Regions from separate parts of the Homo sapiens genome. Here region 1 is linked to region 2. A link is an interaction called in ENCODE POLR2A ChIA-PET data of the cell type or tissue named here. Cell type or tissue: GM12878. All regions are shown on one strand. Links, peaks and the distances in the headings refer to the core of each region. The heading gives the core; the rest is flanking DNA.

The links. Peaks named below come from ENCODE experiments on the same cell type or tissue, not always from the same donor. Only the 100,000 strongest peaks of a DNase experiment are listed, where the experiment ranks them.
Region 1: POLR2A ChIA-PET joins it to region 2 with 5 read pairs; 4 of 35 experiments call an interaction of 5 or more read pairs at or near these places.

The regions. Positions count from the first base shown.
Region 1 is chr19:7,239,561-7,256,357 of GRCh38, forward strand. All of the region lies in intron 2 of INSR (insulin receptor), which reads right to left. Among named protein-coding and RNA genes, the nearest start is that of INSR, 46 kb to the right of the region's middle. In GM12878, for the core only: no CTCF peak of the experiment used is centred there; no DNase peak of the experiment used is centred there; H3K27ac peaks cover 771 bases.
Region 2 is chr19:7,318,585-7,335,381 of GRCh38, forward strand. No RefSeq gene overlaps it. Among named protein-coding and RNA genes, the nearest start is that of ARHGEF18, 22 kb to the right of the region's middle. RefSeq lists an enhancer at 15,223-15,322. In GM12878, for the core only: CTCF peaks have their summits at 7,676 (motif pointing left) and 10,255; no DNase peak of the experiment used is centred there.

The DNA.
Region 1 (16,797 bases), core at 5,415-10,414, 80 kb before region 2:
ACATACTCCATTCCCTGTGACTTCAATTCTGAACATCAATCCTAGAAAACCATTCACAAATGGGTAGGAGGAGATGGACACCAAGATGTTCATTGCAGCATTGTTTATAAAAGAAACAAACCGGAAACAATCTCAATGCCTCCCACTAGGGGAGCTGGTGAGTAGCATGTGGCTTATTCATACAAGATACTATGTAGCACTTAAAAGAATGAACTAGCAATACTGAATCAAGAGGCATAAACTTAAAGAACATAGTGGCTGAGAGGAAAAAAAAAAGCATTTGGCTTAAGAACTCATGCAGCAGGTGTAGCAATTGGAATCACAATCACAAAAATATCATATGTGTGCATGGTGAGGAAGATCGCAGAGTTTTTTGTTTTTTGGTTTTTTTTGAGACGGAGTCTCACTCTGTCGCCCAGGCTGGAGTGCAGTGGCGCCATCTCAGCTCACTGCAAGCTCTCGCGGAGTATTTTTAAAGACTAGATCCATTACAGCAGGACCAGCCACGTGTGGCCAGTCAGAACTGAAATGTGCTTTACGTGCAAAATACACAATGGCTTCCTAAGGGATAGTACTACTTAGCTTCCCAATATATGCAGATATTTAGAATACTCAAAAGTGTATTACAATATAAATGGCAGTGTTTAACACCAGTGAACTGTATACTGAAAAATAAATAAGATGGCAAATTTTATGATGTATATTTTATTACAGCAGCGAAAGATTTAAAGAAAGATTTATGCCAGGCGTGGTGGCTCATGCCTGTAATCCCAGCACTTTGGGAGGCTGAGGCAGGTGGATTACCTGAAGTCGGGAGTTTGAGACCAGCCAGGCCAACATGGTGAAACCCCATCTCTACAAAAATACATAAATTAGCCAGGCGTGGTGGTGCACACCTGTAATCTGAGCCACTAGAGAGCAGAATTGCTTGAGGCAAGGCGGAGGTTGCAGTAAGCCAAGATTGCGCCATTGCACTCCAGCCAGGGTGACAAGAGTGAAACTCGTTGTCAAATACAAATAAATAAATAAATAGATTTAAAGAACAACTGAAGATAACCCAAAATCCAAAATCTTAAATGCTCCAAAATTTCCTGGCCCGAAAATCCAAAATCCTAAATGCTCCAAAATTCAACTTTTTGAGCGCCGACATGATAGCAGTGGAAGAAAATTCCATTCCTGACCTCTTGTGACAGGTCACAGTCAGGGCGGTGAAAACCTTGTTTCCCGCACAATATTACTGAAAATATTGTATACAATTACCTCCAGGCTATGTGTATAAGATGTACATGAAACATAAATGAATTTAACGTTTAGACCTCGTTCTCAGCCCCACAGTATCTCATTACATATACGCACATATTCTAAAATCCCAAGTGGGAAACACTTCTGGTCCCAAGCATTTTGAATAAGGGATACTGAACCTGTATCTGGCATTGACGTGTGTACAAGGTTATGTGTCAAAATACATGCAGGGCTGGAAGTTTATGTACCAAACCTAAGAGAGTTGTTACCTCTGGGAAGAAGGGAGGAGAATATAGCAAGGGAAGATGACAAAGAGAACTCCAACTGTATCTTACATTTTATTACTTTCACTTATTCACTTTTTATTTTATTTTGTTTTTTTTTTTTTTTTTAAGAGATGAGGCCTTGCCCTGTTGTCCAGGCTGGAGTGCAGTGGTGTGATCGTAGCTCACTGCAGCCTCCAACTCCTGGGCTCAAATGATCCTCCCACTTTAGCCTCGTGAGTAGCCAGAACTACAAGAACATGCCGCCACCCCCGGCTAAATTTTTTTAAATTTTTGGTAGAGATGGGGTCTTGCTATATTGCCCAGGCGGGTGGATCACTGGAGGTCAGGAGTTCGAGACCAGCCTGCCAACATGGTGAAACCCCGTCTCTACAAAAATACAAAACTTTGCCAGGCATAGTGGCGTGCACCTATAATCCCAGCTACTTGGGAGGCTGAGGCAGGAGAATCACTTGAACCCGGGAGGCAGAGGTTGCAGTGAGCTGAGATCGTGCCAGTGCACTCCAGCCTGGGCGACAGAGCGAGACTGTCTCAAAAATAATAAAATAAAAATAAATCAGCTGGGCATGGTGGCACATGCCTGTGATCCCAGCACTTGGCAGTATCCGGAGACATTTTTGGTTGTCATGACTTGGGGTTGCTACTGGTATTGAGTGGAGGCCAGGGATGCTACTAAGCTTCCTGTAATGTACAGGGCAGTCCCCACCACGGAGAGGGGTTCAGCCCAGAATGCTAACACTGTTGAGGCTGAGAAACCCTGCCTAAACTCATTAAATTTAAAAAAAGAAGAAAACAAGCCAGGCACAGTGGCTCATGCCTGTGCACTCTGGAAGGCCGCAGTAGGAGGATCACTGGACGTCAGGAGTTCGGGACTGGCCAACATGGTGAAACCCCGTCTCTACTAAAAGTACAAAAATTAGCCAGGTATGGTGGTATGCACCTGTAATCCCAGCTGCTTAGGAGGCTGAGGCAGGAGAATTGCTTTGAACTCAGGAGGCAGAAATTGCAGTGAGCCAAGATCATGCCACTGCACTCTAGCCTGGGTGACAGAGTGAGACTCTTGTCTCAAAAAAAAAAAAAGAAGAAGGAGGAGGAGAAGGAGAAGGAAAAGGAGAAAGAGAAGGAGAAGGAGGCAAGCCAGATGTGGTGGTGTGTTCCTGTAGCCCCAGCTACTTGGGAGGCTGAAGCTTGAGGATCCCTTTAGCCCAGGAGTTTGAGGCTGTGGTGTACTATGGCTGTTTCTGAATAGCCACTGTACTGGGCAACATGGTACACATCTTTTTAAACATTCTTTCTAAAAACAGCAAATTTCATTTTATGTGTGACTTTTACTATAAATAAAAATGTTTTTAAAATAATAAAAGTTCAGCCGGGTGTGGTGGCTCATGCCTGTATTCCCAGCATTTGAAAGGCTGAGGAGGAGGGCAGATCACTTGAGGTCAGGAGTTCGAGACCAGCCTGGCCAACATGGTGAAACCCCGTCTCTACTAAAAACACAAAAATTAGCCAGGTGTGGTGTGGGCGCCTGTAATCCCAGCTACTCAGGAGGCTGAGACAAGAGAATTGCTTGAACCCGGGAGGTGGAGGTTACAGTGAGCCAAGATCGCACCACTGCTCTCCAGCCTGGGTGACACAGCGAGACTGCCTCAAAAAAAAAAAAAAAAAAAACAGCTACAACTCTGCAACTCTGGTGTAATATCATGAAACCAAAAATATTTGCATGTTGTGTACCACAGAAGCTATTTATAAATGAAAATTTTGGCCTAAAAAAAAAGAAAGAAAAGGAATCCAAATCAGAACTCCTCTAAAAAAGCAGTACCCTGTTTTCAGTGTTGGGCTACTGCTAAAGCAGAGAAAAATGAGGTTTTGGGAAGCGGGACAGATTCTTAGAGCCATGTTAGCAAAATTACCAAACCCCATCCCCCCAACACAGACACACACACCACTCTTAGTCTTGAACAATAAAGACATACAAGGAGCACAGACTCCAGATGGCAGACTAAAAAAACATTATTAGATTTCCAATGAAAACTTTTGCTGTAGTGGTTCTAACGTGACACAGCCCTACAAAAATAAAGATGAATCACGGCCCATTTCGAAGGAGAGGTCTGACTGCCTTACGTCACAGCCAGTCACACACTGTTTTGGTTTTTTTTTTTTTTTTTTTTTTTTTTTTTGAGATGCAGTCTAGCTCTACTGCCCAGGCTGGAGTGCAGTGGTGCGATCTCGGCTCACTGCAACCTCCGCTTCCTGGGTTCAAGTGATTCTCCTGCCTCAGCTTCCCGAGTAGCTGGGATTACAGGCGTGCGCCACCACACCTGGCTAATTTTTGTATTTTTAGTAGAGACGGGGTTTCACCATGTTGGCCAGGCTGGTCTCGAACCCCTGACCTCCAGTGATCTACCTGCCTCAGCCTCCCAAAGTGCTGGGATTACAGGCATGAGCCACCGCACCTGGCCTAAATTTTTTCTTAAGTTATCAAAGAATTGCTTCCCCCCAAAAGTTATGGCACCATAAAATTTGTCAATGAATACTCAGTTACCTGCTATTTCATTTTATGTGGCTAGAACACAATAAATAATCCAAACTGATGAAGACATTGCAAAATAAAACCAACCAAAAACATAGCCCAATTTCACTCATGAACACAGATGGCAAGAATTCAGAAAACGAAACAAAGCAAACCTAGCAAATCGAATTCAACGTTATGCTGAAAGAATAATTCATCACAACCAAGTAGGTTTTACCACAGGAAAGCAAGGATGATTTTATATTAGGAAATCTATTAAACATAGATGTCGGATAATACCATTGTTAAATATTTAATGTTAGTCTAGAAGCCCTGGTCAATAGAATAAGATTTAAAACCGAAACAAGAGGTATGATTTTAGACATAATTTTTTTCATGCTTCCAGAACTGAGCAGACATAATTTTTTTAAATGACCATAATTTGTAGAGGACGAAATTGCACACAATGAATAAAACAATTTAAAAACCTACCAATCAATTTCACTAAAGTATCTGGATTCAGGGTAAATATGCTATTCATAGTAGCCATAACTAACACAACAAAACTCTGTGATACAGAAATCAGGAACCATCGTCACAAAAATAATACAGGATAAAGATGAAGAAAGGACAATATAAAAGATTTGAACAAATTGGCTGGGCGCAGTGGCTCATGCCTGTCATCCCAGCACTTTGGGAGGCCGAAGTGGGCAGATGACTTGAGGCCAGGAATTCGAGACCAGCCTGGCCAACATGGTGAAACCCCGTCTCTACTAAAAATACAAAAATTAGCCGGGCATGGTGGTGTGTGCCTATAATCCCAGCTACTCAGGAGGCTGAGGCACAAGAATTGTTTGAACTTGGGAGGCAGAGGTTGCAGTGAGCCGAGATCGTGCCACTACTCTCCAGCCTGGGTGACAGGGCGAGACTCTGTCTCAAAAAGAAAAAAAAAGATTTGAGCAAATGGAAAAGGAGATCCCATACCTGCCCGGAAAGGAAAAATACGAAAGTATTGATTTCTTAATTTATGGATTTTAACCCATTTTTCCATTTGTCCCAAGAATAATCTATTCTCTAATCCTAATGTAACATTATAGACATTTCTGTTACATTAAGATTAGAGACAAGTTCTGTTTAGAAATAACTCCAAGAACCGTTTTATATTTTCTCATATTGAAAATCAGTCAGATTTGCTTCAGCCTCAAAGAACATGTTTATGTAAAATTAAAGGAGTGCTGGCAGCGAGCTGCACTTTTTTTCCTCTGGGAAATGGGTTATGTTTTTAATTAAATTTTTAAATCAATATCTCAATGGGTTTTTTTGTTTTTGTTTTTGCTTTTTTTTTTTTTTTTTTTTTCAAGATGGAGTCTCGCTCTGTCGCCCAGGCTGGAGTGCAGTGGCATGATCTCGGCTCACTGCAAGCTCCGCCTCCCAAGTTCACGCCATTCTCCTGCCTCAGCCTCCCGAGTAGCTGGGACTACAGGTGCCCACCACCATGCCCGGCTAATTTTTTTGTATTTTTAGTAGAGACAGGGTTTTACCGTGTTAGCCAGGATGGTCTCGATCTCCTGACCTCGTGATCCACCTGCCTCGGCCTCCCCAAGTGCTGGGATTACAGGCGTGAGCCACCGCGCCCAGCCCTCAATGGGTTTTATATGAGAGTGAGAGGAGGGAAATATTTAGTTCAACCAGAAAAGGAAACACTCTTCTAAAAGGTGTAATAGGGAAAAAACTAGATTTGCCACTTTATAAAGCATGTTCTTACCAGGCATGAGCTTGTAGTCCCAGCAACTTGGAGGCTAAGGAGGATCACTTGCACCCAGGAGTTTGAGTCCAGCCTAGGCAACACAGTGAGCCCCCATTCTTTTTTTGAAGACAGAATCTCGCTCTGTCACCCAGACTCAAGTGCAGTGGCACAATCTCGGCTCATTGAACCTCCACCTCCCAAGTTCAAGCAACTCTCCTGTCTCAGGTTCCCAAGTAGCTGGGACTACAGGCATGTGCCACCATGCCCGGCTAATTTTTGTATTTATAGTAGCGGGGTTTCACTGTGTTGGCCAGGCTGGTCTCGAACTCCTGACTTCAAGTGATCCAGCCACCTCGGCCTCCCAAAATGCTGGGATTGCAGGCATGAGCCACCACGCCCAGCCGAGCCCCACTTCTTTAAAAACAAAACGACAACAAAAACAAAACTAAAAAAACACATATTCTAAATCTATAAACAGTATGGTACTGGGATAAGATTAAGACACAGAGGACTTGAAATAGAATTGATATCCCAAAAGCAAATTCATGGTTTTGGTTGAATTTAATACCTGATGAAGAAAACATCAAGAATTACTGGGGAAGGAATTGGTTATTCAACAAGTGGAATTCATAAAGTTAAATTCCTACTCAAAAAAAAATCATTTAATGTCCTCAGTCACACCATACACAGTCCTGATGTCCAATTGAGCTCCAAATTCTGATTAAAATGTTATTGTACTCATGAACCTAAAATAAGAGGTTTTTAAAAAAATGTTTTATGAGCCCCACTGTTTCCCACTCCAGGGTTCTTTGGCAGATGGCAAACAGGGCCACAAATTCTTCCTCTTCCATCAACAGGTAAAGACTATATTCTCCCTTTCCCTCCCAGCTCACCTTAGCCAATGGGATGTTAGCACACAAGATGCAAACAGAAACTCAAAAGGCACTTTTGTACTGGAAATTGATCTCTTGCCACTCTTGGAACGCTGAGACTATCATGTAATCTAAGCCCAAACTAGCCAACTGGAGGATGAGCAGCTACAGGGAAGAAAACCAAGGCCTCCCAGCTGACAGCCAGCACCAACCACCAGACATGTGAGTGAGGCCATGCTAGACCATCCAGCTACCAGACAACCCACTGGTTGATCCCAGACATGAGAGAGAAAAGAGCCTGTGTTTGTGGTCAGCTGGTGGGTCTAAACAAGAAAACTTGCCCAGCGACCCAAAGAATCATGAGCTAAGTACATGATTGTTGATTAAGCCATTACGTTTCAGAGTAGTTTGTTACACAGCAAAAGTTAGCTGATAAAAGTTCCATGATTGAACGTGGATACAACAAGTTCCCAGTTTTATGTTTCAGGGTGGTTTGTTACACAGCAAAACTAGCTGATACAAGCTCCATGATTGAACTTGGATACAACAAGTTCTAAGTTCTATGTTTCAGGGTGGTTTGTTACACAGCAAAAATTAGCTGATACAAACTCCATGACTGAACTTGGATACAACAAGTTCCAAGTTGTATGTTTCAGGGTGGTTTGTTACACAGCAAAAGCTAGCTGATACAAGCTCCATGAATGAACTTGGATACAAGTTCCTAGTTCTATGTTTCAGAGTGGTTTGCTACACAGGAAAAGCTAGCTGATACAAGCTCCATGATTAAACTTGAATATAAATTCCAAGGTCTGTGTTTCAGAGTGGTTTGCTACACAGCAAAAGCTAGCTGATTCAAGCTGAGAGCCCTGTGTTGCCCCAGTTAACACACTGCCCCCACCTCATGGCTTAAGTGAATCCAAATAGATTCCCATTACTGGCATTCATGTGTTGACTGAGACACTCAGTGCTGAGCCAGGAAGACAAACTCAGGCTGGGGTTCTCTCCCACGGCCCCTTCCCCATCCTTAATCCACTTCCTCCAAACCCACACCCATTTTACTCCACTTAAGCTGCAATGCACTGTTCTCTGTTCCCAGAGAGGAGAAGCCAGGAAGGAGCTGACACATTCCTCATTCTTGGTGACCCACAGACAAGACACTCTGAGCCCCGGTCAACACACCTACTCCTTCCTTGTTCCTCTTCTCGATTAGATGTACCTATAATAGCCTCTTTGTTGTGATCAACTTTCCCAAGCCACTCCTTCCTCTCTATTCCAGGGACTCTCAAGGGGTGGAGAGGTTGAAAAAACATTCAACGGTATATTTTATATTTAGAGGAAAAAAGAACAAACTCCAAGTAGGGAAGAGGAACTGGATTTTTATTTTTATCGAAAGAGGGGATATACCAGTTCAAAGCTGAGGAAAACCTTGGAGACTGGTTCCCTTATCATGTCCTCATGATAGAAGAAAAAACAGACATTCAGAAAAGCTAGACAATTTGCCCAAGGTCACAAAACAGATATAGGCTTCAAATGCAGGCCTGTCTGACTCCAGAACAATCTTTCATCATGGAATGAAAAGTTCTAAGGCAGAGGTACCCAATACAAGTTTTTGCAGTGATAGCAACATTGTCTGTCTGCATTGTCTAAATATGGTGAGTACAACTGAGGGACAAATATCTAATTTTAATGAATTTCTACTTAAATTGCCACATGTGGCTGTGGCTGGCAGAGCTACCTTAGTGGACAGCGTCATTCTAGAATTTCACTAAGTTGGTTCTATATCACTACCAAAAGCAGGACCCAGACAGGTGCAGTGGCTCATGCCTATAATTCCAGAACTTTGGGAAGCCAAGGCAGGAGGATCACTTGAGCCCAGGAGTTCAAGACCAACCTGGGCAACACAGCAAGACTCCATCTTTTATTTTTTATTTTTTATTTTTTTATTTTTGGAGACAGGGTCTCGCTCTGTCACCCAGGCTGGAGTGCAGTGGCATGATCTTGGCTCACTGCAGCCTCAACCTCCCAGGCTCAAGCAATCCTCCCACCTCAGTCCCCCAGGTAGCTGGGACTACAGGCGTGCACCACCGCGCCTGGCTAATTTTGCAAAAATATTTTTTAAAAATTAGTCAGGCACGGTGGTTCATGCCTGTAGTGCCAGCTACTTGGGAGGCTGAGGTGGGAGGATCACTTAAGCCTGAGAGGTTGAGGCTTCAGTGAGGTGTGATTACATCACTGCACTCCAGCCTGGGCGACAGAGGGAGACCCCATCTCAAAAAAAAAAAAAAAAAAAAAAAGCATGACCCTCAACATACATACCCACCCACCCAGAAGAAGTGGCAACTGAAAGATTTCAGAAAGACTTTAAGGGACAAATAGCATGAGGAAAATGAAGTTATGAGTAAACCTGGGAAAGCCCTTCATAAATATTCTAATGTCCTCTAAAATACAGTAGACAACCCACGCCATTCGACACTTAACTGAGTTAGCAAGAACAAGTTCTGAAGAATGGATTATCCTGGACTATTCCCGGTTGGCCAGAATTTTTTTTTTTTTTTTTTTTTGAGACGGAGTCTCACTCTGTTGCCCAGGCTGGAGTGCAGTGGCGTGATCTTGGCTCACTGCAAACTCTGCCTCCCAGGTTCAAGCGATGGTCTCCTGCCTCAGCCTCCCACGTAGCTGGGACTACAGGCATGCGCCACCACGCCCAGCTAATTAAGTATTTTTAGTAGAGACAGGGTTTCTCCATGTTGATCAGGCTGGTCTCGAACTCCCCACCTCAGATGATCCGCCCACCTCGGCCTCCCAAAATGCTGGGATTACAGGCGTGAGTTACTGCGCCCATGTCCCCCAGTATCTTTTGAAGCCATCCTTTCAAAACTAAAAGTCTGTGAAGAATTACACTTTCCTCTGAACTACATTGACAAATTTAAGACCATCCTCTAACTTTTTTCCTGCATCAAATTCATCCTTCCCTGGGAACCTCTTTCCTTTCAGAGGTTCAGCTATCGCTCTCCCCGTGACATCTGTGATGACGTCTTCTGCCCATTCCATCTTCTTTACCACCAGGAATCCTAAGGTAAACCTCTTGCTTTTTTTCTCACCCCAGTAAAATTCCTTTGCAAATAACCTTCATACCTTTCTCGCTTATAAAAATAATTTTCTTAGCAAAACTTGCCTTCGTCAAGAACACAAAGTTTTGTTATGAAGTTCGGTCTGTGCCCTGTTTGTCAGACACTAAAAAAAGGGAGGCCCGTCGGCACCGTTTTACCGCAGAACCGAATTCCCAGATGGAACCTCATATAGCTTTATCACTCAAGTATGGATCTCTAGACAAATATTTAGTCTGGCCCATTTTTAAAAAATGGGTACACCTGTAATCCCATTGAATTGGGGGAGGCTAGTGTGCCAGAACTGCTTGAGCCCTGGAGTTCAAGACCAGCCTGGGCAATATAGTGAGACTCCATCTGTACAAAAAATAAATTAAAAAAAAATTAGCGGCTGGGCGCGGTGGCTCACGCCTGTAATCCCAGCACTTTGGGAGGCCAAGGAGGGTGGATCACGAGGTCAGGAGATCGAGACCATCCTGGCTAACAGGGTGAAACCCCGTCTCTACTAAAAATACAAAAAATTAGCCGGGCGTGGTGGCAGGTGCCTGTAGTCCCAGCTACTCAGGAGGCTGAGGCAGGAGAATCACTTGAGCCCAAGAGGTGGAGGTTACAGACAGCTGAGATCGCACCACTGCACTCCAACCTGGGCAACAGAGCCAGACTCTGTCTCAAAAAAAAATAAAATAAAATAACTGGGCATGGTGACAGGGGCCTGTAGTCCCAACTACTCTGGAGGCTGAGGTGGGAGGATGGCTTGAGACCAGGAGTTCCAGACTGCTGTTAGCTATGATCATGCTACTGCACTCCAGCCTGGGTGACAGAGCAAGACCCTGTCGAAAGAAAAGAAAGAAAGAAAAGAGAGGGAAAGGAAAGGAAAGGAGAAAAGAAAGAGAGAGGGAGGGAAAAGAAGGAAAGGAAGAAAAGGGAAGAGAGGGGATGGGAAGGAGGAGAGGGGAAGGAGGGGAGGAGAAGAAGGGGAGGGGAGGGGAGAAAAATGAAAGGAAGAGAGAGAAAAAGAAAGAGGAGGGAGAAAGGGAAAGAGGAAGGAGGAGGGAGAGAGGAAGGGAGAGAAGGAAGGGAGGTAAGAAATAAAAAGAAAGCAAGGAAGAAAGAAGAAAAGAAAGAAGAAAGAAAAGGAAGAAAAGAAAGAAAGAAAAGAAAGAGAAGGAAGGAAGGAAAGAGAGAAGGATAAAGGGAGGAAGGGAGAGGGAGGGAGAGAAGGAAGGAAGGGAGGAAATAAAGAAAAAGGAAGGAAGGAGGGAGGGAAGGAAGGAAGGAGAGGAGGGAGGGAGGGAGGGCAGGGAGGAAGAAGATGAGAGTTCGGGCAACCGTGTTTAAAAAACGGTGTGTTTTTCTTTAAAACAAAAGAAAAAGAAAAAAAATCAAAGAACACACCACCACTCAGAGCCATGTGCAAACGAACAGCATCAAGCATGGTCGCCTTTGAAAACAGCTGACTGCAGAGAGTGCTGAAATGGTACTTGTTAAATAAAGTCAGTCCAAGAGGTAGAACCTGAGTGTGACCCTAGCTCTGAGTCTGGAGCTCAGAGGGGCAAGCAGAACTGTCCCAGGAACGTACGATCAGCAACACTCAGACTGGGGACTGCACCCCAAGCCAGAAAGCCCAGCTCTTCAACAGAGAGAAGGTAAAAGGAAAGGGATGGAGGGAGAACCTGTGGACCAGGCTTTCTGCCCCTCAGCACTATTGACATTTGGGGCTGGATCATTCTTTGTGGCTGGGCTGTCTCTGCATTGCAGGACGTTGAACGGCATCCCTGGCCTCCATCTGCTCAATGAAAGCAGTACACACACATTCCCTGGAGTTGTGACAACCAAAAAATATCTCCAGACATTGCCAAATGTCCCCTGGGAGACAAAAAAAATCACCCTCAGTTCAAAACCACTGCTAGAGACCCAAACAAACACATCAATTTATTTTATTGTGTTAATTTTTGAGCCAGGGTCTTGCTCTGTCACGCAGGCTGGAGTGCAATATGCAATCTCGGCTCATTACAGCCTCAACCTTCTGTGCTCAAGCGATCCTCCCACCTCAGCCTCCCGAGTAGCTGGGACTACAGGCATGCACCACCATGCTCGGCTAATTTTTTATTTTATTTTTAGTAGAGATGGGGTCTCACTATGTTGTCCAGGCTGGTCTCCAACTCTTGGCTTCAAGTGATCCTCCCGCCTCAGCCTCCCAAAGTGCTGAGATTACAGGCATGAGCCACCATGCCCGGCCATCAATTTTTTTTTTTAATGGGCAAAGCTAAATATTTGTCTACAGATTCACACTTGGGTGATAAAACTATACAGAAAGAAGGAAGTGATGTCTACAAAAGACAGGACAGTGACTACTCTGGGGGAAGAGGCCTGTGACTAGGATGTGGTCCGTGGCATGGCTTTTGGAGGGGGTGTTCTGGCAAAGTACTATTTCTCAACCAGAGTTAGGGATTATATGAGTGTTGACGTTAGAGTGAACCATTAGGCTATTCATTTGTTTGGTGTGGCTTTTCTGAACCTGTGGTTTTTTTATGTAATAAGATAGAATTTTTTAAAGTAAAACCAAAAAAAGAAAAGAAAAAGAAATCTTGATTCCATTAATTAAATATAGAATTACCAACTGACCCAGCGATTCCACTCCTAGGTATAACTTCGAAAGAAGTGAAAATAGCCCAGGTGCGGTGGCTCACGCCTGTAATTGTAGCACTTTGGGTGGCTGAGGTGGGTGGATCACCTGAGGTCCGGAGTTCAAGACCAGCCTGGCCAACATGGCGAAACCCTGTCTCTACTGAAAATACAAAAATTTGCCAGTGCGTAGTGGCGCACGCCTGTAATCCCAGCACTTTGGGAGGTCGAGGTGGGTGGATCACTTGAGGTCAGGAGTTCAAGACCATTCTGGCCAACATGACGAAACCCCATCTCTACTAAAAATACAAAAAAAGTAGCCAGGCGTGGTGGTGTTCACCTATAATCCCAGTTACTCAGGAGGCTGAGGCAGGAGAATCGCTTGAATCCAGGAGGTTGCAGTGAGCTGAGATCACGCCACTGCACTCCAGCCTGGGTGACAGAGCAAGACTCCATCTCAAAAAAAAAACAAATTTAAAGAAAAGGAATCTTGACCACTTTGGATCAAACCCGTCTGCTAGGTTAGTCAATTTATTTGCAAATGAGGAAACTCTTAACATCATCACCACCAATGAGGCAGCCTGGGACAAGAGCCTTGTTCACCAGCCGACGGGCTTTGCAGGTGGTCAGTAAACAACGCCGTGCTTCGCACACCGCGTGTGGACATGACTAGCTGCCAGCGCTTTAAAGCCCATCCTTATCAGACCTCCGAGTAAAAATGTTTTCCTTCCCCAGGTAAGCCCTTGGAAACACTCGGTAATAAAGCCTATTAAACAACCATTCTTTCTGGGCTACACTCAATAAGCCATGGAGTCATTAAAGATCCAAGACCCTCCTCGCCTGGGACAAAACGAGAGGCAAAGAAACTTCTAGGATAAAGAAGCCACAGCCAGGCGCGGTGGCTCACGCCTGTAATCCCAGCACCCTGGGAGGCCAAGGCGGGCAGATCACAAGGTCAAGAGATTGAGACCATCCTGGCCAACATGGTGAAACCCTGTCTCTACTAAAATACAAAAAAATTAGCCGGGCGTGGTGGCGGGCGCCTGTAGTCCCAGCTACTCAGGAGGCTGAGGCGGGGGAATCCCTTGAACCCGGGAGGCGGAGGTTGCAGCGAGCCAAGATCGTGCCACAGCACTCCAGCCTGGTGACAGAGTGAGACTCCGCCAAAAAAAAAAAATAGAAGAAGCCACAGGACCCTCTACCCCAAACCCTCTAGGTAGGTACTTGACAATGGTGGGCTTCACCTACCACATGCCCTACAGTGTAATTTTTTATTTATTTATTTGTTTATTTATTTATTTAATTATTTGATACGAGGTTTTGCTTTTGTCACCCAGGCTGGAGTGCAGTGACGTGATCTCGACTCACTGCAACCTCCACCTCCCGGGTTCAAGCAATCCTCCTGCCTCAGCCCCCCGAGTAGCTGGGATTACAGGTTCCAACCACCAGCCCGGCTTATTTTTGTATTTTTAGTAGAGACGGGGTTTCACCACGTTGGCCAGGCTGGTCTCGAACTCCTGACCTCAAGTGATCTGCCCGCCTCAGCCTCCCCGAGTGCTGGGATTACAGGCGTGTGCCTGGCCCCTCCAGTGCAAATTTGATGATCATGCTAAGTCCAGTGTGTTGAAAGACTTTGGTCCACTTCCCAAACCTGTGATTGGAGGAAGGTGGCCCAATCTGCAGCCACTCCTCGGGCCCCAGGATGATAGGTAACCAGGGAGCAGAGGAGAGCAATGCTTTCAACACTTTCTTGTTTGCTTCCCACTCTTGACATCATTTATGTTTAAAAATGAGCAAACGGGCCGAGTGTGGTGGCTCACGCCTGTCATCCCAACACTTTGGGAGGCTGAGGCTGGTGGATCATTTGAGGCCAGGAGTTTGAGACTAGCCTGGCCAACCTGGTGAAACCCCGTCTTCACTAAAAAATACAAAAATCAGCCGGGCGTGGTGGCATGCCCCTGTAATCCCAGCACTCAGGAGGCTGAGGTAGGAGAATCGCTTGAACCTGGGAGGCAGAGGTTGCAGTGAGCCGAGATTGTGTCACTGTGCTCCAGCCTGGGTGACAGAGCGAAACTCCATCTCAAAAAAAAAAAGAAAAAAGAAAAGAAAAGAAAAAAGGAAAAGGAAAAATGAGCAAACAGGTCGGCCTGGTGGCTGACACCTGTAATCCTAACACTTTGGGCTTCCCAAAGTGGGAGGATTGCTTGAGTCTAAGAGTTCAAGACCAGCCTGGGCAACATAGCAAAATCCCCATCTCTACAAAAAGAAAAATTTAAAAAATAAATTAGCCAGGGATGGTGGTGCGCACCTGTAGTCTTAGCTAATGGGGGAGGCTGAAGCGAGAGGGTCACTTGAGGACAGGAATTTGTGAGCTGCCTGGGAAACATAGCAAGACTCCATCTCTTTAATAAATAAGTAAATAAGTAAATAAAATTAGCTGGGCGTGGTGGCATGCACCCATAGTTCCAGCTACTGGCCAGGCTGAGGCTGGAGGATTGCTTGAGCCCAAAAGGCTGAGGCTGCAGTGAGCTATGATCGCACCACTGCACTGCAGCCTGGGTGACAGAGCAAGACCCCATCTCAAAAACAAACAAACAAACAACAAAATAAAAAAGTAGAGAGGGAAGACAGAGGAAAGGGGAGATAGGATAAGGGGTACAATCTTGAAACTCCAGCACACACATCACCTCCTTTTACTGGGAAATGCACGGTTCTATCTGACACAGGCGCATTGAGAGAAACAGATCACTGAAGGACCTGGGCTGCCAGCCTGACGCACAGGCGCTCGCTGACTTCCTTGGGTCCTCCCCGGGGCATTTCAGGTGTTCAGTCACAAAGAACAGATTTTAATTCTGACAAAGGGTCGGGTGACATGGGAAGTAACCGGTCAGTGAGTATCAGGTAGGAGGAAGGAAAAGAAAAACTTGTCAGGCCAGTCACCAAGTTAGCAGACAGCCAAAGGGAAAGCCGCCTTTCCATTACGATGGATTTTAACTCTACCCGCCTTCTTCCCAAAAGGATTGGGCCAAAAGGTCAGTTTCAACTGATAGCCCTCAGCCTCCCCCGGCCCCCCTCCCCGGTCCCCGCACCCACCCGCTCCAGGAAGCCAGGCAATGGTGGGAATTGTAAATTCGTTATCTTCACCACTCAAGATTTAGACAGCATCATCTCTGGGGCAGCCAAGTGACCACACGGTCAACTGGTCTACCATCTTTCAGCGCAGCCTTGAACCCACCAAAACACTTTCTGCCCACCCATCAGCTTATCTAACCTGATAGTTACTTTGACTTCCTCCCTGACTCAGCAAGGACTTCGGGGACGCAACAAAAAGCCTGGCTCAGCAAGGCTGTCCACTCAGTATTGGTGGAAACAGCCCCTCCTAAACACAGCCCCTGTGTGACCTTCATGACGGCATTGGAGCCCATAAGGACCCTGCACTGGTCCAAGCCTCCCTTCCCGGCATGAGGCACCCTCTTCACTCTTGCCCACAAAACGCCTCTTGGCCTTCTCTTTGCCATTTCATCCACCCGAATACCCTTCCCTCTCACCCTGTCTTTTCTTTTTTTTTTTTTTTCTTGTCTTGTCTTTTCTCTTTCTTTCTTTCTTTCTTTCCTTCCTTCCTTCCTTCTGTTTTTGTTTGTTTGTTTTTGAGACAGGGTCTCACTCTGTTACCCAGGCTGGGGTACAGTGGTGTAATCATAGCTCATTGCAGCCTCAAAGTCCCAGGCTCAAGCGATCCTCCCACCTCAGACTCCTGAGTAGCTGGGACTATAGGCACACAGCACCATGCTTGGCTAATTTTTTAAAATTTTTTGTAGAGATGGGGTCTTGCTATGTTGCCCAGGCTGAGCTCGAATTCTAGGTTCAAGTGATCCTCCTGCCTCGGCCTCCCAAAGTGCTGGGTTTACAGGTATGACCCACCACACCCAACCTCATCTTCTTTCTTTGTGATCCTTGCCACCCAAACCAAAGCACATCTCTGCCACTCCAATCTGGAACAATCTCTCCTCTTTTACAAAGGCCAACGGCAATTCATCTTCAACCCCCGGAAGAGGAGCCGGGAGCCCAGAAACATACTCTCTAGGGTACTTGTTCTTTCCTGCTCTACAAAATCCAATCATCTCCAAAGTGAAAAGTTTGTTTAAAAAATTTCAATCAAATTTTTAAAATTTATTTTATTTTAAAATAAAATAAAAATGAATAAATAAGGGCTGGGCATGGCGGCTCACGCCTGTAATCCCAGCGCTTTGGGAGGCCAAAGTGGGAGGATCACCTGAGGTCAGGAGTTCGAGACCACCCTGGCCAACATAGTGAAACCCTGTCTCTACTAAAAATACAAAAAAAACACAACAATTAGCCGGGTGTGGTGGTGGGCGCCTGTAGTCCCAGCTACTTGGGAGGCTGAGGCAGG
Region 2 (16,797 bases), core at 6,104-11,103:
CATACTGTTTTGCACAGTGGCTGCACCATTTTGCATTCCCACCAATAATGGGAATTTCCAACTTCTTCACATCTTCCCCCACACTTCTTATTTTCTAATATATATCATATATATATAATCATATATACAGTGTTATTATATTAGCATATTCGATCATATATAGTGTTATTAGTCACATAGATTATATATATATTTTTTATTTGTGTAAATTTACTGGGTACAAGTGCTATCTTTGTTTTTGTTTTCATTTTTATTTTGAGATGGAGTCTCACTCTGTCACCCAGGCTGGAGTGCAGTGGCATGATCTCGACTGACTGCAACCTCCACATCCAGGGTTCAAGCAATCCTCCCAACCTCAGCACCACGAGTAGCTAGGATTGCAGGCATGTGCCACCATGCCTGGCTAATTTTGTATTTTTAGTAGAGACAGGGTTTCACCATGTTGGCCAGGCTGGTCTCGAACTCCTGACCTCAGGTGATCTGCCTGCCTTAGCCTCCCAAAGTGCTGGGATTACAGGCATGAGCCATCATGCTTGGCCTCCTTTTTGTTTTTGAGACAAGGTCTGGTTCTATCGCTCAGGGTGGAGTGCAGTGGCGTGATCTCAGCTCCCTGCAACCTCCGCCTTCTGGGTTCAAGTGATCCTCCCAACCTTGGCCTCCTGACTAGCTGGGACATAGGCATGTGCCACCAAGCCTGGCTAAGTTTTGTATTTTTTGTAAAGAAGGGGTCCCGCTATGTTGCCCAGGCTAGTCTTGAACTCCTGAGCTCTGATATATACCATACATATATGATATATAATATATATCAGCATATATATTTACGAGGATATATATATGCATGTATATGTGTGTGTGAGGCAATATATCATTGCATTTCCCTAATGACTAATGATGTCGAGCATCTTTTTCATGTCCTTATTGGCCATTTATACATCTTCTTTGGAGAAATGTCTATTCAAGTCCTTTGCCCAGTTTTTAGTTGGATTATTGGATTTTTGTTGTTGAATTGCAGAAGGTATCCTTATGTATTATGGATACCAACCCCTCATCAGGTATATATTTGCGAATGTTTTCTCTCATTCTGTAGGTTGCCTTTTCGCTTTGTTGATTGTGTCCTTTGACACACAAAAAATTTTAAGTTTGAAGTAATCCCATTTGTCTATTTTTGGCTTTTATTGCCCATACTTTTGTGTCATATTCTTTTTTTAATTAATTAATTTATTTTTTGAGACAGGGTCTCACTCTGTCGCCCAGGCTGGAGTGCAGTGGTGCAGTCTCGTCTCACTGCAACCTCTGCCTCCTGGATTCAAGCAATTCTCCTGCCTCAGCCTCCCAAGTAGCTGGGACTACAGGCATACGCCACCACGCTCAGCTAATTTTTTTGTATTTTTAGTAGAGACGGGGTTTCACGAACTCCTGGCCTCAAGTGATCCACCCACCTTGGCCTCCCAGAGTGCTGGGATTACAGGCGTGAGCCACCATGCCCAGCCATTTTGTGTCATATTCAATAAACCATTGCAGAAGTGAACAGAACAAACTTTTTTCAGCCTCCTAACTTTTCTATGTGCTGCTCTTCTCCCTAAAAGGTCTCTTCTTTGGCCCAGCTAACTCTTATTTGTCTATTAATGCTAACTTCTTGTGGGAAGACTTCCCTGACTATCCCTGGGCCCAAACCTTGGGTGTACACCCAGAGGAATAGAAATCATTCTATCATAAAGATACACGGAAGTGTATGTTCATTATAGCACTATTCACGATAGCAAAGACATGGAATCAACATAAATGCCCATCAACGATAGACTGGATAAAGAAAATATGGTATATGGCCGGGCACGGTGGCTCATGCCTATAATCCTAGCACTTTGAGAGGCCAAGACGGGCGGATCACCTGAGGTCAGGAGTTTGAGACAAGCCTGGCCAACATGGTAAAACCCTGTCTCTACTAAAAATACAAAAATTAGCCAGGCATGGTGGTGGGCACCTGTAATCCCAGCTGCTCAGGAGGCTGAGGTGAGATAATCGCTTGAACCTGGGAGGTGGATGTTGCAGTGAGCTGAGATCACACCATTGCACTCTAGCCTGGGCGACAAAGTGAGACTGTGTCTCAAAAAAAAAAAAAAAAATCATAATAATCCATATAACAAACTCCCATGACACAAGTTTACCTATATAACGAATCTGCACATTTTCCCCTGAACTTAAAAGTTAATTTTTTTTTTTTGAGATGGAGTCTCGTTCTGTCACCCAGGCTGGAGTGCGGTGGTGGGGTCTCGACTCACTGCAAGCTCCGCCTCCCGGGTTTAAGCGATTTTCCTGCCTCAGCCTCCCAAGTAGCTGAGATTACAGGCACCTGCCGCTATGCCCGGCTAATTTTTTGTATTTTTAGTAGAGACGCGGTTTCACCATGTTGGCCAGGCTAGTCTCAAACCCCTGACCTCGTGATCCACCCGCCTCGGCCTCCCAAAGCGCTGGGATTGCAGGCGTGAGCCACCGCACCCGGCCAAAAGTTAAAATTTTAAAAAAAGAAAAACAACAGCCAGGGGTTATGTCTCGAGACCATCCACAGGGGGATAAAAAAATGTCTTCTCTAAATTGCAACAAAAAATAGACAATCATGAACAACCCCAGTCATAAAATCATCATCTCCGTGATCACCACCAGACCATCAGCAGCCAACCAACCCCCTAAAACAGCTCCGGCTTTACAGTTCTTGGGTCTGTCTGAGAGAGACCTCAATGCATGCATGTTCCAAACCAAGAGAACCCGAAGGTCACTTCTGAAGTCACATCCTCTATCCACCCGCCAGGCAAGGCCAAAACAAACAGGAGCTGATAAGCCGGCTCTATTCTGAGTAGAGAAGGGTCAGCTTATCACCCAGCCGGCCCTGCCCTAAATGGAAAGACACGTCCCTCTCCTTGGCCCAGAGACGGGAATGTGTTCAACAGCACAGAAAAATAAAAAAATGAAAGAAAGAAATAAAATGACTCCAAGTAGAGTTCATTCCGTTAGAATGGAGTTATCCAGCCTCAGCACTGTGGATACTTGGGACTGCATAATTCTTTGCATAGGGACCATTCTATGTGCATGGGAGGACATTGAATGGCACCCCGGCCTCTACCATCCCGATTCCGATAGCAGCTACACCCCAGTTGTGACAGAGTCTCGCTCTGTCTCCAGGCTGGAGTGCAGTGGTGCGATCTCGGCTCACTGCAACCTCCACCTCCTAGGTTCAAGTGATTCTCCTGCCTCAGCCTCCCGAGTAGCTGGGATTACAGGCACGTGCCACCATGCCCAGCTCGAGAGCAGCCTGGCCAACACGGTGAAACCCCGCCTCTACTAAAAATACAAAAGTTATCTGGGCATGGTGGCGGGCGCCTTCATCCCAGCTACTTGGAGGCTGACGAACTAGAGATTCGTCATACTTTTTTGACTTTTACCCATTAATAGATCTTGCTCATTTTTCAGGAAAAGCATAGAAAACAAGACTTAGAGTGTTACTTTTAAAAATGGTATATTATTATTATTATTATTATTATTATGTAAATTACTTTTTTTGAGACAGGGTCTTGCTCTTTTGCCCAGGCTGGAGTACAGTGGTGCCATCTCGGCTCACTGCAACCTCCGCCTCCTGGGCTCAAATGATTCTCCTGCCTCACCCTCCCAAGTAGCTGGGATGACAGGCGCCCGCCACCATGCCCAGATAACTTTTGTATTTTTAGTAGAGGCGGGGTTTCACCGTGTTGGCCAGGCTGCTCTCGAGCTGGGCATGGTGGCACGTGCCTGTAATCCCAGCTACTCGGGAGGGTGAGGCAGGAGAATCATTTGAGCCCAGGAGGCGGAGGTTGCAGTGAGCCGAGATGGCACCACTGTACTCCAGCCTGGGCAAAAGAGCAAGACCCTGTCTCAAAAAAAGTAATTTACATAATAATAATAATAATAATAATAATATACCATTTTTTAAAAGTAACACTCTAAGTCTTGTTTTCTATGCAATGACATGGAAAAATGAGCAAGATCTATTAATGGGTTAAAAGTGCAAAAAAGTATAAAGCGTGATCCCATTTTCACAAAATGTGGGTATTATATATTTATTTGGGTGTAGATAAAGAACATAAGGCAATACATATGTAGTTGTCTGTGTGTGTGTTTATAGCATTCTAGGAGGATATACAAATATTCATAGTGGTTGAGATCACTACAGGAGACTTCCACGTTCTACATTTTTGTGTCATTTCTTTTTAAAATGTGTATTGCTAAGGCTGGGCATGGTGGCTTGCACCTGTAATCCTAACGCTTGGGGTGGTCGAGGTGGGCAGATCACGTGAGGCCAGGAGTTTGAGACCAGCCTGGCCAACATGGTGAAACCCTAACTCTACTAACAATACAGAAATTAGCCGGGTGTGGTGGCAGGTGCCTGTAATCCCAACTACTCGCGAGGCTGAGGCATGAGAATCACTTGAACCCAGGAGGCGGAGGTTGCGGTGAGCCGAGATCACACCACTGCACTCCAGCCTGGGCGACAGAGCGAGACTCTGTCTCAAAATATGTGTGTGTGTGTGTGTGTGTGTGTGTGTGTGTGTATAATGTGTATATATATAATGTATATATCTATATAGTATTGCTTTTTTCAATACAGCAATTTTTTAAATTTTTACTTGTGGCAAATCACACATAACATAAAATGTATCATTGTAACTATTATTCAGTGCACAGTTCAGTGGCACTAAGTGCATTCACATGGCTGTCCAGCCATCACCACTATCATCTCCAGAACGTTCTCATCTTCCCAAACTGAAACTCTGTCTCCATGAGACACTCACTCCCCATCCCCCCTCCCCAGCCCCTGGCACCCACTGTCCTACTTTCTATCTCCATGAATCTGATGACTCTAGGGACCTCATGTAAGTGGAGGAAGGGGATATTTGAAAAACCTCAGAATCATCATTAGTGATTTGCGGGTTCCAGCTATACACGGGAGATCTCAGAGAGGCAAACTAATCCTATGGAATAAAGGAGTGCCCCTTTCCATCTTCTAGAGAGATGGGAACCAGGGATGAAGATTCCAAGAATCCCGACAGAGGCCAGAAACAATGGTCATGTTCCTGAATTGATTGTTTCTTGCTTTTTGGGAAGGGAGGATGAAAGAAACCAGGCCCACCATGCCCCAGAGCCCAGGCCAATTTAGGATAGGAGTGCAGCTTCCACATGGAATCTTGGCACAATCTGGACATCCTGGGGTCCAAACCCTCTTTGTGGGCAGGGAATCAGAGGCACTGTCCCAGTTGGCATGGGGTTGGGGTGCTCTCGAGCAGCCAGAGAGACCTGGACAAGGTTTCCTGGCCAGGCATGGTGACTCACACCTGTAATCCCAGCACTTTGGGAGGCCGAGGCGGGTGGATGACTTGAGGTCAGGAGTTCGAGACCAGCCTGGCCAACATAGTGAAACCCCATCTCTACTAAAAATACAAAACATTAACCGAGTGTGGTGGTGGGCGCCTGTAATCCCAGCTACCCAAGAGGCTGAGGCAGAAGCATTGCTTGAGCCCAGGAGGTGGAGGTTGCAGTGAGCTGAGATCGCGCCACTGCACTCCAGCCTGGGTGACAAAGTGAGACTCCATCACACACACACACACACACACACAAAAAGGTTTTCTCTCTCTGAGCCTCAGTTTCAACATCTGTAAAATGGCAGTATCCTAACAGGGCCCACAAAACCACAATCTATAAAAGACTGATAATTGGCTTTCACCAAAATTCAAACTCATGCTATTCAAAAGATACCAGTGGGAAAATGAAAAAGCAAGCACAGATCGAGAAAAAATATTTGCAAAGCATGTATCCCCACAAAGGGCATGGATATTAAACACGTAAAGAACTCTTACAACTCAACAGTAAGAGGACAAATCTGGCCAGGCGTGGTGGGTCACGTCTGTAATCCCAGCACTTCAGGAGGCAGAGGTGGGAGGAACGTTTTAGCTCAGGGGTTCAAGACCAGCCAGGACAACATAACAAGACCTCATCTCTACCTCGCTCTGTCTCCAGGCTGGAGTGCAGTGGTGTGAACTTGGCTCACCACAACCTCCACCTCCTGGGTTCAAGCAATTCTCCTAACATTTAAAAAAAAATTGTTTTTAATTAGCCAGGTGTAGTAGTGCATGCCTGTAGTGCCAGCTACTCAGAAGGCTGAGGCAGGGGGATCCCTTGAGCCCAGGAGGTCGAGGCTGCCATGAGCTGTGATTGTGCCACTGCACTCCAGCCTAGGGGACAGAGCAAGACCCTGTCTCAAAAAGAAGAGGAAGAAGAAGAGGAAGAGGGACAGGAACAGGAACAGGAAGAGGAGGAGGAGGAGGAGAACAAATCTAATATTGTTGACAATCTAGTTTTTTTTAACGTGCAAAAGATTTGAACAGGCACTTCCCCAACGAAGATATAGAGATGGCAAATAAACACCCGAAAAGGTGTTTACCATCATTATTCATTAAGAAAAAACAAATTAAACCCACAATTGAGATACCACTATAAGCCTACTAGAATGGCTAAGACTAAAAATAACACTATCAACTGCTGTCAAGGATGTGGAGAAACTGGAACTCCCATACACAGCTAAGGGGAATGTACAATGATACAACCACTTTGGAAGCACTTTGGTGGTTTCTTGAGAAGTTACACACACACTTACTGTACAAATCAACCATTCCAATCTTGATTGTCGACCTATGACAGGTAAAAGTATATATCCATACAAAGATTTGCAGGTGAATACTCATAGCTCCATTTATATTCACCAACAAATAAAAGCAAATCCAATGTCCATCAACAGGAGAATAAATAAACATACTATGGTATATTTGAACAATGGAACATTATTACTTAACCATTAAAAAAGAGAATAGGCCAGGCATGGTGGCTCATGCCTGTAATCGCAGCACTTTGGGAGGCCAAGGCGGGCAGATCACTTGAGGTCAGGAGTTCAAGACCAGCCTGTTCAACATAGTGAAACCCTGTCTCTATTAAAGATACAAAAATTAGCCAGACTTGGTGGCATGCCCTTAGTCCCAGCTACTCAGGAGGCTGAGGCAGAAGAATTGCTTAAACCTGGGAGGTGGAGGTTGCAGTGAGCCAAGATCGTGCCACTGCACTCCAGCCCGGGCAACACAGTGAGACCCTGCTTCAAAAAATATGTATATATAAATTAAAAAAAGAGAACAAACTATGGACACCAACAACAGCATGGATAAATCTCAAAATCACTATGTTGAGTGAGCATACTGTATGCTCAGACAAAAATTAGCACATGCACCTTGATTCTATTTATATGAAATACTAGAAAATGCAGGCTGAAATGTAATGGCACGATCTTGGCTCACTATCACCTCCGCCTCCCGGGTTCAAGCGATTCTCTTGCCTCAGCCTCTTGAGTACCTGGGATTACAGGCATGCACCACCACAACTGGCTAATTTTTGTATCTTTAGTAGAGACGGGACTTCACCATGTTGCCCAGGCTGGTCTCAAACCCCTGAACTCAGGTGATCCGCCCGCCTCGGCCTCCCAGAGTGCTGGGATTACAGGCATGAGCCACCGCTCCCAGCCTGGTTCACTTCTCTCCAAATCCTTCATGTCCCACCTGTACCAACCTGAGGCAGCTGCCTCCTCCTTGATGGCCTAGTGTCCACTCCTGCCCCCTAGAGTCCATTCTCATCACTACAGCCACGGAATTCTCTTTGTTTTAAGTACATAATAATCCATGGGGTGCTCCTCCCATTACTGGGCTGGGAAAGCCAGGTCCTGGAGTTGGCGCTAGAAAATGGTCCCTGCCCTCTTGGAGGTTACGGTTGAATCAAACAACTACACAAATAAATATACTCTTACAAATGGAAGTCTGTACCATTCACTGGTACATTCGACCCTATCATACTGGTGCTTCTTTCTAAAACTCAGCTGGCACTCCAGTTCTCTTTTGAGTAGAAAATAAAAAAGAAAACAATTTTTAAATAAAGTAAAACACAGCTGGTCTTTCATTCCTCTGCCACTGTCAGCTATTTCAACCAAAAAGAACCTCTCCTCCTGGAAAACTCTTATTCACCCGTCAAAACCCAGCTTAAAGTTTACTTCCCTTGACCCACTTTTCTACTACATCTCAGAAAATGAGATCTTCCTTTCACTGTGATACTATGGAAGTCAATAAACCTCTGAAGCATTCAACTCAAGAAGTCCTAGAGAAATAAGCTGAGAAAGGAATTTGTCCTGGGTAACAAAAGTGGAACTTTATCCATTAAAACACATAAAAACGCTAGAATAAAGAAAAAAATTTGGGAAATAGAATTTGTTTTCTTTTTCTGTTTCTTGAATAAACTCTAGCCAGTTTATTCAAGAAACAGAAAAAGAAAACAAATTCAATTTGCCACAACAGAAAGGTGGCTATAAACGCAGATTTAGAGTTTTTTAAAATAAAAGAGTATGATATACAACTCTATGCTGAAATTTAAAAAATCTCAATGAAACTGAGCTTTCTGTAAACATGTAAATTATCAAAATTAATTCAAGAAGGAATAGAGGTACTGAATGCATAACTAAATAATGACGAAAGAAACTAAAGATATTATGAAAAATAACCTCCAAAAAGGTCAATCCCAAATGGTTTATGGAATCATTTAACCTTCAAAAGTTCAAGAAATAGATAAAGATTTCTAAGGTTTATGGACTCATTAAACTTCAAAAGTTCAAGAAATAGATAAAGATTCCTAAAATAGATGAGAAATTTCCTAATCATTCTATAAACAGCTCAATCCTGGTACAAAACCTGACTATCTACCAAAAAATTTTTAAGACCAAGTTCTCTGTCTCTCTTTCTGTCTCTCTCTCTCATAGATACACACACACACACACACACACACACACACACACACGCAGCTAATTAAATAAAACTAGGTTCACTAACTCTTTTTTTTTGAAACGGGATCTCACTCTGCTGCTGAGGCTGGAGTGCAGTGGTTCGATCGTAGCTCATAGCAGCCTCCACCTCCCGGGCTCAAGCGATCCTCCCACATCAGCCTCCCAAGTAACTGGGACTACGGGCACACACCACCATGCCCGGCTAAGGTTCACAGACTCTTTTCGATAATTCTGAAAACCTAAATGCTCTGGGCACAACAAATATTTGGCATAAATTTGGCACCAAAACTAAGTTGGTAACCAACTTCACTAAAAGTGATATTGTCTATTTATATTATTTATGACACCTATATGAATATTCATGGATTTTCTCTGCTGAAATATTAATGTGCTTGATTATGAGGTCCCCCTATATACACCATAAGTGGTGTTAGGTAGTAACACACTATATGCACTCTATTGAATATATGTGTGTATTAAAATAATAAATGATATATAATTAATAAATTATAATAAATAATTAAGAAAAATAATTAACAAAAATTATTAATAAATAATAAAACTACATCCGAGTTTATGGCCACCTTTCTGTTGTTTAGATAATTGAATTTTTCTTTTTCTGTTTCTTGAATAGACTTTATTTAAGACCCTAGAGGTCTATACCAGGAACACATGTATGAATCAATGTAGGCAGCAATGTGTTGGAACTGGCTCAGAATGGGTCACACTGGCCAATGGGCAGCATCTCTTCCCAACCTACCCTTAGTGCCATCATCTTGGGTAGCTTGAATCACCCACAGTGGAAGTATTTACACCACTGGAATTGGCAAATGCTACAAATTTGGAACTCTCTTTTTTTCCATTGGCCAGCACCTTCTTAACACTGGGAAATCTTTTAAATAAAACTCACTGTCTGTAGGTAAAAGAAAAAAAAATAGTGCTTGTTCATCTCCAAAGAAGTCAAACAGTTGTTAGATAAAATCTCTTTTTTTTTTTTTTTTGAGATGAAGTCTCACTCTGTTGCCCAGGCTGGAGTGTAATGGTACCATCTCGGCTCACTGCAAACTCCACCTTCTGGATTCAAGCGATTCTTGTGCCTCAACCTCCCAAGTAGCTGGGATTACAGGCGCGTGCTACCACGCCTGGCTAATTTTTTTTTTTTTTTAGTACAGACAGGGTTTTGCCATGTTGGCCAGGCTGGTCTCAAACTCCTGACCTTATGATCCGCCCACCTCGGCCTCCCAAAGTGCTGAGATTATAGGCATGAGCCACACTGCTCAGCCATTGTTTGATAAAATCTTTATCCATTTCTGATATAAAAGTTTAGTAAATTAGTAGTGGGAGGATATTTTTATTGTCTAGTGGGGGCAGTATAGCCCAGGTAAACACCGGAGTTCTATTGCCTGTGTTTAAATTCTGATTCTTCCACTTTCTGGTTTTTCATGGGTTCTCTGAGCCTATGCTTTCTCCTATGCACATGAAATAATATTAGTACCTACCTCTGAAGGCTATCTGCAGGAATTAAGTGAAATAATTTCTGTAAAGTGCTTAGAAAAATGCCTGACGAATATTAATAGTAAGAACCTAGTAAATGGTAGCTAGTGCTATGAATTGTTAAATATAGGAAAAGATTATATTTTCTGGATAATAAGTGGTTCTACCTCAATCACTGCATCATGTTTAACAAGGAGTCCGTGTGCAGTGGCTCATGCCTATAATCCCAGTACGTTGGGAGGCTGAGGCGGGCAGACTGCTTGAGGTCAGGAATTCGAGACCTGCCTGGGCAACATGGCGAAACCCTGTCTCTACTAAAAATACAAAAATTAGCCGGGAGTGGTGGTGTGTACCTGTAGTCACAGCTACTTGGGAGGCTGAGGCAGGAGAATGTTTTGAACTGGGGAGATGGAGGCTGCAGTGAGCTGAGATCATGCCGCTGCACTCCAGCCTGGGTGACAGACCGACACTACATCTCAAAAAAATAAAAATAAAAATAAATAACAAGGGGGCTGGGTGTGGTGGCTCACGCCTGTAATCCCAGCACTTTGGGAGGCTGAGGTGGGCAGATCTCTTGAAGTCAGGAGTTTGAGACCAGCCTGGCCAACATAGTAAAACCCCGTCTCTACTAAAAATATAAAAAAAATTAGCCAGGCATGGTGGTATGCGCCTGTAATCCCAGCTACTCAGGAGGCTGAGGCTGGAGAACCACTTGAACCCAGTAGGTGGAGGTTGCAGTGAACCAAGATCATGCCACTCCACTCCAGCCTGGGTGACAAAGCGACACTCTGTCTTAAAAAAATAATAATAAAAATAAATAACAAGGAAACACAAGCTTTCTTGTTACAATTAGGGAAGTAATATGTTGTCATTATTAGAATTTCTGATTTCATCAGTTAACATTTAGATGTCCTGACCAGCATGGTATAGCACACACACACAAAAAGAAATAGTAGTACTAAGAGAAAAGGGCCTCAGATAATTTTTATTTACCGATAATTAACCTATTTGCCCTAGAAAACCTAGCTGAAAAACTATTCAAGTTAACAGGAATTTAGAAAGACAACAAGGTACAAAATACTTAAATATTAATAGCTTTCTGATAGACTACCCATAATCAGAAAATATAATGGGGAAATGAACTATTTTATAATAGCAGCCCAAAATATGTATAAACTAGGAATAGAATTGATAATAATTGTATAAGACTTATATGAATGAAATCACAAAATTTTAAGGAATCTAAGAAACTAAACAAATAAATATTCCTGGTTGGGAAGAATATTTTGAAGCTATCACTATGATACAGACAAGAAGAGAGAGAGATTAAAAAGAAAAGAACAGAAAATCCTTAAGCAGACCCTAATATGGATAACTATTTGTATTTATAAATGAACAACTTTAAATCAGAATGCAAATAGCTACTTATTCAATAAATGGGTCTTGGACAACTGAGTAAACATTTGGAAGAAAATAACTTTGACCTTCATGTCAACCCATACAACCAAATAAATACTATATGGATAAAAAAAAAAAGTTAAGTGTAGAAAATTTCCAAAAACACGCTGCTAAAAGAATACTTACCAACGGTATAAATCACAAAGGAATAGGCTGATTAATTTGATTAGATAGAATTTTTAAGCTTCTAGGGGCCAGAAACCACGTTCAAAATGTTAGAAGAGAAAAACAAGAAAAGAATATTTGAAACATATTTGCCAAAGGACACTTTATATATAAGAAATCTTAGAAAGCAAGCTGGGAGCAGTGGTTCACACCTGTAATCCCAGCACTTTGGGAGGCCGAGGCAGGTGGATGACTTGAGGTCAGGAGTTCGAGACCAGCCTAGCCAACATGGTGAAACCCAATCTCTACTAAAAACACAAAAATTAGCCAGGCGTGATGGCTCGTGCCTGTAATTCCAGCTACTTGGGAGGCTGAGGCACGAGAATCACTCGAACCAGCCATTTCTTGTTTCCTCATTTCCAAACTCCACAAGCCTGAGACAGAAAAAGCATGCACTTTAGACTGACTACCTTGAGATTCAAATCTTGGCTCTTCCACTTTTCAGCTCTGTGACTGTGACTAGGAATCATGTTTCATCTCTCAGAGTCTCTGTTTCCTCATTGTGTTGTTGGAGGAATGATAGCAATGGATGAAATATTGAATCATGTGCCTGGACATAATTATTGCATTATTGTTGCTACTCCTACCTACCATCATAATCATCACCACCATCATTACTGTCACCATCACCATCTCCACCACTATAATCACCAACATCACCAACATCAATATCACCATCATTGTCATCACCATCATCACCATCACCATTGCCATCTCCATCATCATCATCACCATCATCATCACCACTGTCATCACCACCATCACCATTACCGTCACCATCACCATTTCCATCATTATAATCATCAACATCAATATCACCATCATTGTCATCACCATCATGATCACCACCATCATCACCACCATCATCACTATGATCACCATCATCATCTTCATTATCATCATCACCACCATCATCATATCACCATTATCATCTCCACTGCCATTATCACCATCGCCACAGTCAATATCATCATCATTGTCATCACCGCCATCATCATTACTATCACCGTCATCATCTCCATCACCATTATCACCAGCATCATCACCATCAACACCATCGTCATTATCACCATCATCATCACCACCATTATAATCATCATCAATATCACCATCACCATCATAATCACCATCATTATTACCACTGCCATTATCATAATCATTATCATCACTGTGGATTACTATCATCATCACCATCATTAACTTCATCATCACCATCATCACTATCATAATCATCAATATCATCACCATCACCATTATCACCATCACCACCACCAACATCATTATTATAATTATCATTCTTGTTGCTGTTATTATGTTCTGTCATTAAGTTCATAATGATCCAGTTTGTGATAAGATGACACACTAGTGTGGGCTGCTAGCTTACTCCCTACAAAACGAACACAGGAGAGAGAGGGAAGCAAGGCATTGAGGGATTAATATAAAAACCATGAGAAACCCTGCTGGTGAACAGGTGCATGTGTCTGGGGGGCCACAGTAGATCATAGGACAGGAGGGAGGTGGGAAAAAGGAGATTTACATTCCGTTTGTGCCTTTCCCCTTTATTGTCCTGGGAGGGTCAGTGTTTGTTCCATGTCTCAGGTGGGATTCTTTGGAAGCAGACACAGAAAAAGAGTTTTAGGTGCAAGATATTTATTAGAGGCCAACACCTATGAAAGGAAGGGAGAGGAAGCAGAATCATCAGAGAGGGAAATCACAGTGCATGGTAGATTCTCAACAAAGATGGTTGAACGAATAAATACTTGAACTAATGGAGTTATATGCCCAGAGTGGGGCAGTTAACTTCCATTTCTTCCTTCCATGAAGGTTTTTTTAGGTGTGCACTTAATAATAAATAATAGTGAATATCATTTGAGTGCACACACACCAGACACTGTTTTCTAAGTACTTTACATGGGTTTGCTCTGAAGTAGGAATGATTATCATTGGCCAGGCGCAGTGACTCACACCTGTAATCCCAGCTCTTTGGGAGGCCAAGGTGGGTGGATCACTTGAGTCCAGGAGTTCAAGACCAGCCTGGCCAACATGGTGAAAAAATACAAAAAAATAGCCAGGCAGGGTGGTACATGCCTGTAATCCCAGCTACTTGAGAGGCTGAGGCACAAGAATCGCTTAAACCCAGGGAGTGGAGTTTGCAGTGAGCCAAGGTCGAGCCACTGCACTCCAGCCTGGGCAACAGAGCGAGACTCTGTCTCAAAAAAAAAAAAAGGCTGGGTGCAGTGGCTCACGCCTATAATCCCAGCACTTTGGGAGGCCAAGAAGGGCAGATCACTTGAGGTCAGGAGTTCAAGACCAGCCTGGCCAACATGGTGAAACCCTGTCTCTACTAAAAATACAAAAATTTAGCTAGGCGTGGTGGCATATGCCTGTAATTCCAGCTACTCGGGAGGCTGAGGCGAATGGCATGAACCCGGGAGGCAGAGCTTGCAGTGAGCTGAGATCGCCCCACTGCACTCCAGCCTGGGCGACAGAGCGAGACTCCCTCTCAAAAAAAAAGAAAAAAAAGAAAGAAATTAGCCAGGCATGGTGGCTCATGCCTATAATCCCAGCTACTCAGGAGGCTGGGGCAGGAGAATCACTTGAACCTGGGAGGTGGAGGTTATAGTGAGCTGAGATCACGCCATTGCACTTCAGCCTGGGCAACAAGAGCCAGACTCTGTTTAAAAAAAAAAAAATATCATCATACCCAGTGAATACATCAGACAAAGGAGGCACAGATGTTAAGCAACTTTCCCACATGAGTGGTAAGTAGAGGAGCATGGAACGTGGCTGGAAATAAACTGGACAGGTTCCTGATTGTACAAGTTTCCGTTCCAGCTGCAGAGAGAGAACAATGAATAAATCCCAGTAACAATGAATAAAGTCAAGAAGTGTCATGAGAGTAGAATAAAGAAAGTAGAGGGGTGGGGGGCATGTGGAGGGAGGCCTGCCTGAGGTGACTTGTGACTTCAAGTCTAGAGAATGAGAAGGGGCCATCCGTGAAGATCCCGGAAGCAGAGGGGACCTGGAAGAGAGAACGCTGAGCAGAGAGAACAGCATGTGCAAAGTCCCGGAGGCTGGAGAGAGGTCTGTCTGAAGGACGAAAAGGCAGCCTGTGTGTTCGATTTGTTGGGAGGAAGATATAAAGCAGTGTTCATAACTTCTTAGTCCTGGGCCTGGCACTCAGCCCACACTGACTAAATGCAACAATTGTTACAACTTCATTCTAAGAGGTGGGCGCCTCCGTAGCTGCCCTCTGGGGCTAAGCTTTGGGAAGTCCCCTAGCCTTCGGATGTGAATCGTCTGCCGTGGGAACCTCTCCCAGGTCTGGCTCAGGAAAGCTTGGGAAGGTCCTAACCGGTCAGCGAGTCATTCTTTCTCACGTCCTCAAACACAGCCCTGGGGTCACCCCCACCTACCTTCCAGGAAGAGGGCTGGGGATTCAGCACCCCTCCCATTCTCCTAAGAAACCTCTGTCAGATGACAGCTGACTGCTTTTTTTTTTTTTTAAACACAATAGTCACATTGGAGAAGGGAAAAACTAAAAAAAAAGAAAGTGCTCAAAAGTCATTTTTATCCAAAATATTTGTATGTATTAACTATATATTTTATGCACACTGCAATGACTGCTGCTCAAGGCAGGGTTCTTAAGAAACTGAAGGGCCAGTCATGGTAGTTCACCACTGTAACCCCAGCACTTTGGGAGGCCGAGGCAGGTGGATCACTTGAGGTCAGGAGTTCAAGACCAGCCTGATCAACATGGTGAAACCCCGTCTCTACTAAAAATACAAAAATTAGCCAGGCGTGGTGGTGCGCACCTGTAATCCCAGCCACTAGGGAGGCTGAGGTGGGAGGATCGCTTGAGGCTGGGAGGCAGAGGCTGCAGTGAGCTGAGATCATGCTACTGCACTCCAGCCTGGGCAACAGAATGAGACCTTGTCTCAAAAAAAGAAAAAGAAAGAAAGAAAGAAACTGAGGCCATTTATATTTTAATGGATGTTTGTGCCTGCTAGGGGTAGAAACCCCTGAATGGTGGAGCGAAGGCATTTAAACTGAACTCCCCACTGTGGGAAGCATCACAAGACCCAAGTCCCGGGCTGTGAGGTTGGGGAAGGGCTATTCTGGTTGACCTGAAAATATGACTGCAATTTTGTCTGATTTTGTTAGGAAGTGGAATCTACCTCTCAGCCCTTGAATCTGGGTTGGTTTTGTGATTTTATGAATTGGTTTGACTGGTAGAACCTGTGTTGTATGAATGACAGCCTGGGAGATAGGAAAGGAGTGTTGGGGAGGGAGAGAGGCAGAGAGAGGGAGATAGATAGATAGAATTATAGATAGATGGATGCATAGATGATGATGATGATAGATAGATAGATAGATAGATAGATAGATAGATAGATAGATAGATAGATAGATAGATAGACAGACAGACAGACAGAGCCAGGCACAGTGGCTCAGGCCTGTAATCCTTTGGGAGGCAAAGGTGGGAGAATCCCTTGAGTCCAGGAGTTTGAGACCAGTCTGGGCAACATAGTGAGAACCTGTCCCTACAAAAAAATAAAAAATTAGCTGTGTGTGGTGGTATGCATCTGTGGTCTCAGCTACTTGAGAGGCTGAGGTGGGAGGATAACTTAAGCTTGAAAGGTTGAGGCTACACTAGGCTATGATGGCACCACTGCACTCAGCCTGGGCAAGACAGCGCAAGACCCTGTCTCAAAAAAAAAAATAGATACATACTACGTAGATAGATATATAGATAGTTAGAGTCGTAGGTAGATGGATGGATGGAT